Regions from separate parts of the Homo sapiens genome. Here region 2 is linked to region 1. The links are chromatin loops, found by intact Hi-C in ENCODE. Cell type or tissue: endothelial cell of umbilical vein. All regions are shown on one strand. Links, peaks and the distances in the headings refer to the core of each region. The heading gives the core; the rest is flanking DNA.

Region 1 (5,372 bases), core at 278-5,277:
CATCCTTCCCTTCCCCTTCCCCTTCCCCTTCCCCTTCCCCTTCCCCTTTCCCTTCTCCCCCTCCCTCCCTCCTTTCTTTCTTTTCTTTCTTTCTTTCTTTCTTTCTTTCTTTCTTTCTTTCTTTCTTTCTTTCTTTTCTTTCTTTCTTTCTGTCTCTCTCTCTCTTTCTCCCTCCCTCGCTCCCTTCCCTCCTTCCTTCCTTCCTCTCTTTCTTTCTTTTCTTTCTTTCTTTCTTTCTTTCTTTCTTTCTTTCTTTCTTTCTTTCTTTCTCCTTTTCTCTCCCTTTCTTTTCTTTCCCTCTTTCTTTTTTTCTTTTTCTCTTTCTTCCTCTCTCTCTTTCTTTCTTTCTTTCTTTCTTTCTTTCTTTCTTTCTTTCTTTCTTTCTTTCTTTCTTTCTTTCTTTCTTTCTTTTTTTTCTCTTTCACAGGGTCTTAAGGGTCTTGCTCTGTTGCCCAGGCTGGACTGCAGTGGTGAGATCATAGCTCACTGCAGCCTCAACCTCCCAGGCTCAAATGATCTTCCCACCTCAGCACCCCCAGTAGATGGGACTATAGGCATGCACCATCACACCTGGCTAATTTTTGTATTTTTGGTAGAGACAGGGTCTTGCCATGTTGCCCAGGGTGGTGTCGAACTCCTAGGCTCATGCAATTCTCTCACCTTGACCTCCCAAAGTACTGGGATTACAGGTGTGAGCCCCACACCCAGCCCCTTTACACTGTTTATTTTTCTAATGCTCTTGTTTGGGGACTTTTACACTTATTCCAGAACATGCAGTCAGCACCCAGTGACTATCTGTGGAAGGAGCGAACCAAGGAATGATGTCTCCAGCTCCAGTGCTCCAGAGTTTCAGATGTGGCTCTGTTTCATCCCCATCCTGGCTGCTCTGGTTCAGAGAACTTGGGTGGCAGACTCACTGCCAGCAGTGGGGAGCAGCCCCTGCCCCACACGGGCCCAGCCTCAAGGTCCCGGAGTAAGCACTTCTTGCTCCAAGCCATCTTCTAGAGAGATGGGAGACAGGGAAGCTAGGAGCTTCTACCACCATCTGAGTCACTGTGGATGGAGAGAGCCGCTGGAGAGACAGGAGTGCAAGGGCCTGGCGTGGCTCTGCAGCTCTGGAGACGTGGGACAGGCCACTTGCCTTTCAGGGGTGCTATGGCAGAGCCTACCCCGTTGGCCTTCTCAGCAGTTTGCCTTATGTCTAAAGCTTCCTGGGCCTGCAGCACAGGGTGCTAGTTTTGCCTATGGGGGCAGCCAACCCTCTACCAATTAGGTTAGAGTTGGTGGTGTACAACCCATTCCTCAGCGGGTCAGCCTGAGACATGTCCTCCCCAGCCTTGCAGACTGTCCCGAGGGGGAGTGAAATATAAAGATGACCTATTTACGAATCCATCCTTTACATGCTTGTCTTTGTTCACTGTCTTGATATCGGTGTTCCCACTGTGCCTCCACGGCCTCCTGCCTCCTGTGTTCTTGGCTCCTTCTCAGCCTGGCTGCCTGGCCCTCACCCTGAGCCTGGGGAGAAGTCAGGACCTTTCACTTGCCGGCTCTGGGTTATACGATGATCTTCTGTTCCCAGGATTCAGCCTTTTGCCTAACAGGAGGACCAGGAAGTGAGAAAAAAAATTAAACAGCTTTGGGCTGGCTTTGGGAGGAGTGGCAGGGAGCTCCCTCCAGCCTCCTGTGAAATGGGTGTGCTGGCTTTATATTTCGAGAGAATGCTGTCGGACGAACGGGTAAAGGGCTGACTCATCAGTTGTTAATGGCCCTAACACCCAGCATCTGCGAGCCCTCCTGGGACGTCGTCGTAGGGTGATTTGCTTTTCAGGGCTCTGACATCAGAGGCCTTGTCTCTGTCTGCTGGAGTGTGTCATGCTCTCGCTCTTCGCAGGAAAACTGCTTAATGCTATGGCAAAAGAAAAGTAATAAAATATTCATTTGCCAAGGCTAGAGGGTGGAAGCTATCGAATCCTCCAGGAGAAGGAGTCCTAAATTAAAGACACGCACAGACCCGGATGAAAGCACATGGCCACACAGCAGACATTCTTAGGCACACAGCACGTATAGGAAAAACAGCCTCCCATGTACCCAAAAGCATCTGCCTGTGCACACACAAAGCCCTGCGTGTGCAAGCACACATGTACCCATCACACACCTATGCAATACACAAGCCTGCACTAACGACACACCCACGTCACGATGTGAAGACACACGCACATTGCACAAGCCTGTGGAACCCTGCTCCATACACACACACGCACACACCTATACCTATTCCCTCACCGTTGTAATTAAAAGTGACATCTTCCTAGCTCATCTACTGGGGGCGGGAGAGCCCATCAAACCGGCCCTGACTTTTGAACAATAGCCGCCTGTCTGGCTGTCCCGAGGAAGCCTGGCTCTGTCAGGCAGAAAGCAGATGCCGTGCTGGGGGAAACAGGGGAAGTGTGACTCAGAGGTGAGTTACACAACTTGGTTCTGCCTGTCTGCTGTGCCCAGGAGGAGGATGGGGGAAGCTAGCAAATGGGAAAGCTGAGAGGCTGCTGCACTTCTGGAAGTTTCCACATCATCAGCCTGGAGGAGGCTGAGGCTCCCCGAGGGTGGCATGAGGAGGCTGCTGCGCTGTCATGAGCAGGAACACATGTGCTTGATCACATGGGGCGCCTTCCCTCAGAGGGAGGGGTGCTGTGGCTGTCACCTTCTCGCTAAGGTTATAGCCTTCCGCTGACCTGCTCCTGCCCATCTGGCCTGCTGCCACAGGGCACCACCACGCCTATGTAGACAACAGGTTGGCCCCAGGCTTGGGTTGTGGACACACAAGTTGGCCTGCATCTATAAAGATGCTGCCTACTGATGGTTCTAGAAGCCCTGACGGAGTAGCTTATAACTAGAGGATTGGTGCCCAGACCTGAGATTTTGGAAACGATCCCAGCTCACAGATTTCCTGAGAATGACAATGTCCTGGCTCCCTGGGATGTTTTTTTGTTTTCTGTTTTTTGTTTTGTTTGTTTGTTTGTTGTTGTTTTTTCATACCATCTATTCTACAAACATTGACCAAACATTGACTAAGGGCTAGGGCCTTGGGTAACATAGCTGGTTGCTGGAAGGATCTCACAGTCTGTGAGGGAGGCAGGCAAGGGCCAAAAGTGACTGCAATTTGCTCGTGGAGCAGCTGACTCTAACTGGTTTTGGAAGGTTGAGTTGGCTGGGTAAAGAAAGAGGTATGGATGTGAGTGGGTGGGAGATGGGAGGATAGGAGGGTGTCAAAGAGGGAGAGTTAAATTCTGAGGAGAGGAGTAGCATTCTCACAAAACTGCTTTCCTACACAGATCACTGTAGACCCGGGCTGGCAAAGTACAGCTCACAGGTCAAATCTGGTTCACTTTCTGTTTTTGTAAATAAAGTTTTATTGGAACCCAGCCATGCCCATTCATTTCTTATCTCCAGAAAACTTGAGTAGTCACAGCATGGCCCTCAAATCCCAAAATATTTATGATCTGAGTCTTTACAGAAAAAGTCTGTCTGTGTTCTAGACCCATCCATGAATTCTGGAACCCAACGCAGAATTCCAGAACCAATCACAAAATTTCTACAGCCTACTGTAGTAGTCCAGAATCCAGCATGGTTTTCTAGAGCTCCCTGGAAGAGTGACATTTGTATAGGGATTTAGAAGTTTACAGTGAGCTTTTGCATCAATTATCCCATTTAATCCTCCAACAAGCCTGTGTGAGGTTAATGGTAATTTTATCCCAATTTTGCAGATGAAAAAACTAAGACAAAGGGAAATTAAGGGACTTGCTGAAGACCGCATGGCTGGGAGACGGCTGAGGTCAGGCAGCCTGATTCTAACATTCCATGCTTTTTCCGCTGTATTATCCTACAGATGTTTCTCCGTCACACACTGCACTACTTAGCTGCCCTCCCTGACAGTCATTTCCCCCTTCTTTCTAACTCCCACTGCCACCGAGGAAGTCTTTGGAAGTCTTTTGTCCACTGTGGTGTGTTAGTGGGGAGACAGGGTTTGGAGAAGCATCAAATTTCCTTTCCGCATCTGTTTGCTGGTGCCCAGTGTACCCTGGGATGCTAACTAACAGTGACAGCTGATCTTCAATCGGCTGGCATGTGAGAAGAACCACTGGGTCAGGTAATTCCAGTTCACCTCTTCAGAACTGCATCCAGGAGGCAGCCCCGGGTGGCAGGGATGGTCCTGCCGGAGCTGCTGGGCACTCCTGTGGGGGATGTGATGGAATCTGCCACGTCCCTCACCTACCCACCCCAAGCAGGGGCAGGCACCCTGAACGACCCCTTCTGAACACAGGGCTTGCAGCCTCCTTGCTCATTGGTGTACACAGGAGCTGCTCTTAATGGAATTACACCTCATTTATTAGATACGAGGACCTAAGATGTGGCTGTGTTATATTAGGCGAATTCTGAAGGCTCCCACCCCTGGACACACACACACACACACACACACACACACTCATTTCCTGCAGCTCTGAGGGCTGCTGGCTGGAGCTCTGCATGCTGTGGGTAGCACATTTAACTCGATAACATATAATATACGATGGGATCATATTTAACAAGGAAAACAGGGCCCGAATGGACAGAGGAGCAGTGTGGCTGGGTTGCCATGGAAACCCCTTGTTCGGAATTTCCTGACTCCTAGGAGATTACATTTTCAACCTTAATGCTGTATTAACATAAGCTTTGGCACTTAATGTCTCTGTTTTTCACCTCCCCTCTCTCCCTTGCTTACAGGCAAAAGCAAGCAGCAGAGATGAGCCAGGGAGGAGGAGAGAGGCTGCATTTCATGATCTGGTCAAAACCAGCCATGGCACCCAGACAAGGTGCTCTGCAGCTTTCAAAGTGCATCACATCCATTATCTTCTGTGACCCACAGACAGGTCAGCAAAGCTGGCTGGTGTGAGGTCACCAAGCCCCGTGCAGGTTGCTCCTCACATACCTCTTGCATCCACTCCTTCTTCTCCGTCGCATGCCACTGCCCTTGTCATCTCTCACGGGGCTGTTGCAATAGCTTCCTGCTTGTTTCCCTGCTCCCAGCCTGCGCCCTCTGTCCCCTCTTGCTGCCTGAGTGATCTTTCTGCACTGCAAATTTGTTCACCCTACACAGTAGGCTTAACAGCCTCCAACGGCCCCCAGCAGGTACAGAATAAAGTCCCAACTCCTTTGCATTCAAGTGTTTCTGCTTCTCTCTACAAGCTTGTCTCTAGCAGTCTCCACCACAGTCCCTACCCTCCAACCCCGTAGAGGTGATGATGTCCTTTCGGAATACACAGAGCACTTCCAAGGGCCATACTGCACTTCCAAGGGCAAGCTCCTGCCATGAGCTTAGCTTGGGACCGTAGTCTCTG
Region 2 (5,372 bases), core at 60-5,059, 56 kb after region 1:
TATTTCATCGCCCCAGAGGTCATATTATTTCCAGGTTGTTGGGTAAACTCTGAGTTTCATAGACGTGGGCTTGAAGAGGAGGTCTCTGGTGAAGGCTGACATGGGGCTCCCTTAGGCTCATGAAGCCAAGAGCAAATGTGGCCAATCCAGAGAAACCCAGGAGCCAAGGCCCTCCTGGCCAAAAACTGGAAGAGCCCTCTCTGCAGATTAGGGAAGAATGATGTGCCCCAACTTTTGTTGTGTGAAAGCTGGGGTTCTAGTTCTCCCAGGCTCCAGCAAGAAGGGCAAGGTACAGGTGCCAGCCAAGTGCCTGCTTGGTAAGCTCACAGGAAAGCCAGCCCCCAGGGCTGCAGGGGCTTCCCTTATCACTGTAGAGGGAAGACAAGGGAGAATTAGAAGGAACCTCAGAAGAGAGAGGAGCCAGACAGGACAAGGTGAGGAATGAGCATGTCTGAGTGCCTCCTGTGTCCAAGATCGGTGCTGTGTCTTTCCTATATTATCCACTCGATCTCGCATCAGCCCATCTGGTCTGGGGGTCCTAAGGAAGAACTGTGATGCAGAGAGATGAAGCCACCAGCCTGAGCCGTACAGCAAGCAAGGGAGCAGGCCAGGGGCTCAGACCCACATTGATTTTTCTCCGAAATCTACATTATTTCTGGTGCATAGCTGTGCCTCCGTTTCTTCAACTATGAAATGGAGCTGATGCAATATCACAGAGCTGCTTAGAGGACTGAGAAAATCTAGGTAAAAAAAAATCGGGCTGGTTAAACGTTATATCGCTTTCTTCCTTTCTTGCTTCTGGATGGCTGATCAGGGCCATTTCTCTAAGTAATTTAGCAAGGCGAGTGTCTGCGGTCCCTCTCCTCCCCGCCTCCTGCCCTGCACTGGTAAGTTTTATTAGCAAAGAGAGAAGGGATTTTCTATGACCAAATTTCTTCTGAGCTTTTCAGGAGAAATTGATGGAGCTGGCTGGTCCCTTGGCTGGCACTTCATCCTGGTGGGATTTCCTGGCCTGCGGGGGTGAGGGCGAGGGCTATGGAACCTGTCTGGCCTGAGGAGGGAGGGCCGGACAAAGTTATTCTTCTGAAGGGGAAAATCATCATTTGGATTCTTGGGTTTATGTACCCTGGGCGCCAGGGAAGCAGCTGGAATTTGCCTGGAAACCACAGTGCTGTCTGTTTGGTTCTCAATGGGCGGTTGGGGACTGCGTTTGACAGTTTCTCACCTGCCTTTCTGTTCTGCATAATAAGAACCAGTTCTCGGGGCGTCTCAGTGGCTCTGCTGAGCTGGGGCTGCTGCTGGGTTTCCTGAAAAGGGGTTGTGTGTGTGGGGAGACATGTATGTGCCTGTATATGTATGTACATGTGTGGGTATGGGTAAGTATGTGTTTGTGGGCATGTGTGTGTATGGATACGCATGTGCCTGTGTGTGTGAGTGTGCATGTATGTGTTTGTATGTGTCAGTGTGTAGGTGTGTCTGTGTTGGAAGCACAAGTATGTGTGAGTATACATGTGTGTTACCTAAATGTGTTGATGTGCGTGTGTGTGCATGTGCATTTGTTTCTGTTTCCACTAAATGCCAGATGTGGGTCCCAGGAATGCCCATCGAGATGCCCCACTCAACCAGTTACCTCAACCTCCCTTGAAAAGCAGTGGGTGCCCGGGAAGCCACCTACTCTGAGTCTTATTCTGCCTCATACCAGTCATGTGTCCCGCCAAGGCCTTCTGTACCCTCACCCCTGATCCCACAAGTTCACTCACTCATTCTTAAAGGTTCAACTCATGTCATTCTCTACCTCCTCCTGGAAGCCCTCTCATTCTGACTCTCTCCCCATACCTGGGTTGAAATCCTTTCTCTGAGTGTCCATCTGTATCAGCACTGAAATCTACTGTCTTCAGCAGATTCTACCCTGGGTAGCACATGACTCTCTACACATCAGCTTCCCACCCTGGACTGTGAGCTCCCTAGGAAGGGGCTAGTGGTTGGTTCTTCTCTGTCTCCTGGAGTCTAGTACTATAAGACACCTCTTAGATATTCAATTCATGTATGTGGAAGGAGTAAATGAATGAATATTCTTCATATCTCAGTGTTCTCACCTATAAATTGCAGGAACAATATTTCACATGGTTCATTGGAGGATCACATGAGATGAATTATATGAAAGCATGTTTTAAAATGTCAAGCAACACAGCAATGCAGCTCTCTTGGGATCAGGGACACCAAACAGTTGAACAGGATAGCAGGCAACAGGCATGGTACAGAGAGAGCTGACTTTGGAGTCAGAAGGTCCTGTTTCAAATTCTGGCTCCATTACTCAGCATCTGATTGACCCTGGATGAGTTAACTCACTCTCAGCCTTCATTTGTACAACTGTAGGAAAGAGCTATTTATACTTTTCATGTTGGCATAAGAAACAGCCTATGCAAAGGGCATGGCACCCTGTGACATCCAGTGAAACTTGGTTAAGCAGAAGAATACTCACAAGGCCATGGGTGCCGACAGCAGAGGTGGTGTGTGTGCAGGAGGTCCCAGGACCTTGGGCAGTGGGCAATGAGTGTGCCCTAGAGGTGGGAGTCTGGAGCTGGGCTCAGGGAATGGGGCTATGGCAAAGCAGGGGGGGCTCTGTGGGGTGAGTCGGAGTGGGTACAGGATGGAAGAAAATGGCCATGTGAGTTGGGGGTTGTATTCTATTCATTTGCTGTTGCTGCTTAACAAACTCCCAGAAACTGAGTGGCTAAAAACAACATTTGTTTGCAAAATCTCATACTTACAGGTCAGAAGTCTGTACAGGGCTCAGCTGGGCTTCCCAGTAAGGGTCTTATAAGGCTGAAATCAAGGTGTCAGCCAGGCTGCATTCTCCCCTGGAGGCTCAACTTGGGAGAGATTTGCTTCCCTTAGGCTGTTGGAAAAAATCTGCTTGCAACTCTGGAAGTGAGGTTTCCATTTCCTTGCTGGCAGCTGGCCAGGGATCTCTCTCACCTCCTAGAAGCTGCCATCAGATTCTAGTCTCATGTCTGTCTCCCAACAGAGCAGCCAACCTCTTCCTTCCTTCTTACTCACATCCTCTTTCAGGAAGGGCCAAGTCCTTCTAGCAAGCACCTACACTTCCTTTAGCTAGGCCCATCTAGGATTATCTCCCTTTTGAATAACACAAAGTCAACTGGTTTGGGACTTTAATTACACAAAAAAATCCATTCACCTTAGCCAAATATGGCCTAATTGTAGAAGTAAGAGCCCAACATATTCGCAGGTTCTCTTTTAGAAAGAAAGGAGATCATACAGGTCTTGTGTACTGGGGGGGTGGGAGGTAGGGGGAAGCAGCCCTCTTGTAATTCTGTGCACCAGAGGGTTATCAAGCTGTTTTTTCTGGCTGTGCTGTGAGGCTAGAATTCCATGAAGGAGGGTTTTGCTGTCTGTTCTCTACCCACCCTCACAGCTGACAAGACCAGCAGCGGAAGGGTGACCATATGTCCCTGCTGGCTTACATAGTCCTGGTTTACGCCTGGTTTTTGGGTGTGATTATCAACAGTACCCCCTTTCATTCTCATAACTGAACCAGATTGGAGGAAAAAATATATTGTCATTGGGGTTAATGGAAGCAGCTGCTCTCCAGAGTGTCCCAGGCTCTTTGGGGAGAAGGAAGTTGGAGGCATGTAAGCTGTTGTCATGGGCAACATGAGTGAAACTGCCCCAGCCAAGGAAAAACCTTAAAAGGAGAAGGTCCAAGGAGATCAGTGTGTGCAGAGGCTGTGCTTCATGCCAGGTGATTGGGATAAGGTCTCTTATTGTGTTCTAACAACGATCCTATGGGAATGACATTATTGCCCCATATTTATGGCTGACGAAACTGAGGCTCGGAAGATAACATTGAGCAGAGCAAGGTCCCAGTTCACACCACCAGGAAGTGGAAGGCCTGGAATTCAAGTTGACCCACCTGGACCTCTCATCAAGTTAGCTGCACCTGTACCCTCCAGCCACCTCCCTCTCTGGGGCCGTCCCAACAACACACACTGGGTACCCCTCTTATGGTCATCTGTTTCTTTCCACAGTGACATTTTCCCCTGACTGACAACAAGTTACAAGGCTGATTTCTGGGAAGTGATAAACTCATATCGTGGGTGCTGGGATCTGTTCATCCATGGGAAAAATCAACCAGCTTTCAAGCATTTGATTTTCTCCTGAGAGTGATGTCAACAGACTCTCTACCTTAGAATGGGTCTCGAATGCCAGCTCCACAGGAGGGAAAGCTATGTCTTCTTCATCGCTGCCTCCCCAATGTCTAGCAATGCTCTGGTATAGTACATGGTTCTCACTAAATATTTGTTCAAAGGATGAGTGAATAAACCCTTGACTCAGGGGAAACTTAACTTCAATATCAAAGCCAACTTATCTCTTTGAAAACGCATTTCAACAAAGAATCGGGGGTGAGGTCCTGGAGTCCAGTGTGGGGGAATGTGCCCAACAATTTTTCTACCTGTCTGGCTAAACCTTCTGTTCATAAGACCCAGTGCCATGGGAATGCAATAATACACATTTTAAAATAACAGCTAAGACCATTGATTTACATGCATTCCCCATGTCTAAGAGTGAATTAACCGTCAGTGACCACATCTATCAACTCATGGGGGAATAGTGTGAGAGATTTGCACAGTTTTCTGAACAACACACATGGGTGTGCTAAACATAGGTTTCTGCTGACCCAGAAGGCATCACAGTTTGTGTAGTGAGGTCCACATCAAGCTGGAAAACCTGATGGAGGGACTTTGTCTGGGGCAAAGCAATGGTGCTGATTACTCACCTCGCCTTTGCGTTCGCACAGGTTGTCCTGATTGATTGCAGGATGGTGCGGACTAGAGCAGAAGCTTCCTCCTCTGCTGAAGCGGGGTGGCGGGGCATCTGATAGCATTTGCCACAACATCCCTTCTGATTCATCAGGTTGCTTTCTCTGGGAGAGAAATCTGCCTTGAATGGAGTTATCCTAAACTCCGACGCCCAATGCAAGTAAACTCTTCAGAAAGTGGGTGCCGCTCCTGGAAAGCCAGGCTTTTTTGTGCTGGGAAACACACTTTGTGAGAAGAAAATGGCTGCAGAACAAAGACAAGAAAGCAAGAAAAAGAAAAGCTAAAGGAATTCTACTTCCTGTGCTCAGGGGTTGGGGAAGCCTGTGGAAATGCTCTGTAGGTTTCTCGTCGAGGCGATTTTATGTCAGGGCAAATACATAATTGTTGGGCTCTCCTAGGCCCAGGCTTGACGCTATTTCTACCACCTATTAGCTGTGTGACCTTACAGAGAGCTGTAAATGCTCTGAGCTTCTGTTTCCTCATTTGTTAAAGGGGGAAAATAATAACTACCCCAACTCTTAGGGTTTTTAT

The links. Hi-C counts contacts between places; a loop is a spot of excess contacts. Peaks named below come from ENCODE experiments on the same cell type or tissue, not always from the same donor. Only the 100,000 strongest peaks of a DNase experiment are listed, where the experiment ranks them.
Region 2: a loop joins it to region 1, with 3 times the contacts of the local background. A loop is called at or near these places in 4 of 110 quality-filtered maps.

Annotation. Positions count from the first base shown.
Region 1 is chr10:78,754,093-78,759,464 of GRCh38, reverse strand. No RefSeq gene overlaps it. Among named protein-coding and RNA genes, the nearest start is that of ZMIZ1-AS1, 310 kb to the left of the region's middle. RefSeq lists enhancers at 594-1,231, 1,232-1,870, 2,510-3,148. In endothelial cell of umbilical vein, for the core only: no CTCF peak of the experiment used is centred there; DNase peaks (open chromatin) are centred at 2,454 and 4,594; H3K27ac peaks cover 1,357 bases.
Region 2 is chr10:78,698,224-78,703,595 of GRCh38, reverse strand. All of the region lies in intron 1 of LOC105378379 (a long non-coding RNA gene), which reads left to right. Among named protein-coding and RNA genes, the nearest start is that of ZMIZ1-AS1, 370 kb to the left of the region's middle. In endothelial cell of umbilical vein, for the core only: no CTCF peak of the experiment used is centred there; a DNase peak (open chromatin) is centred at 2,995.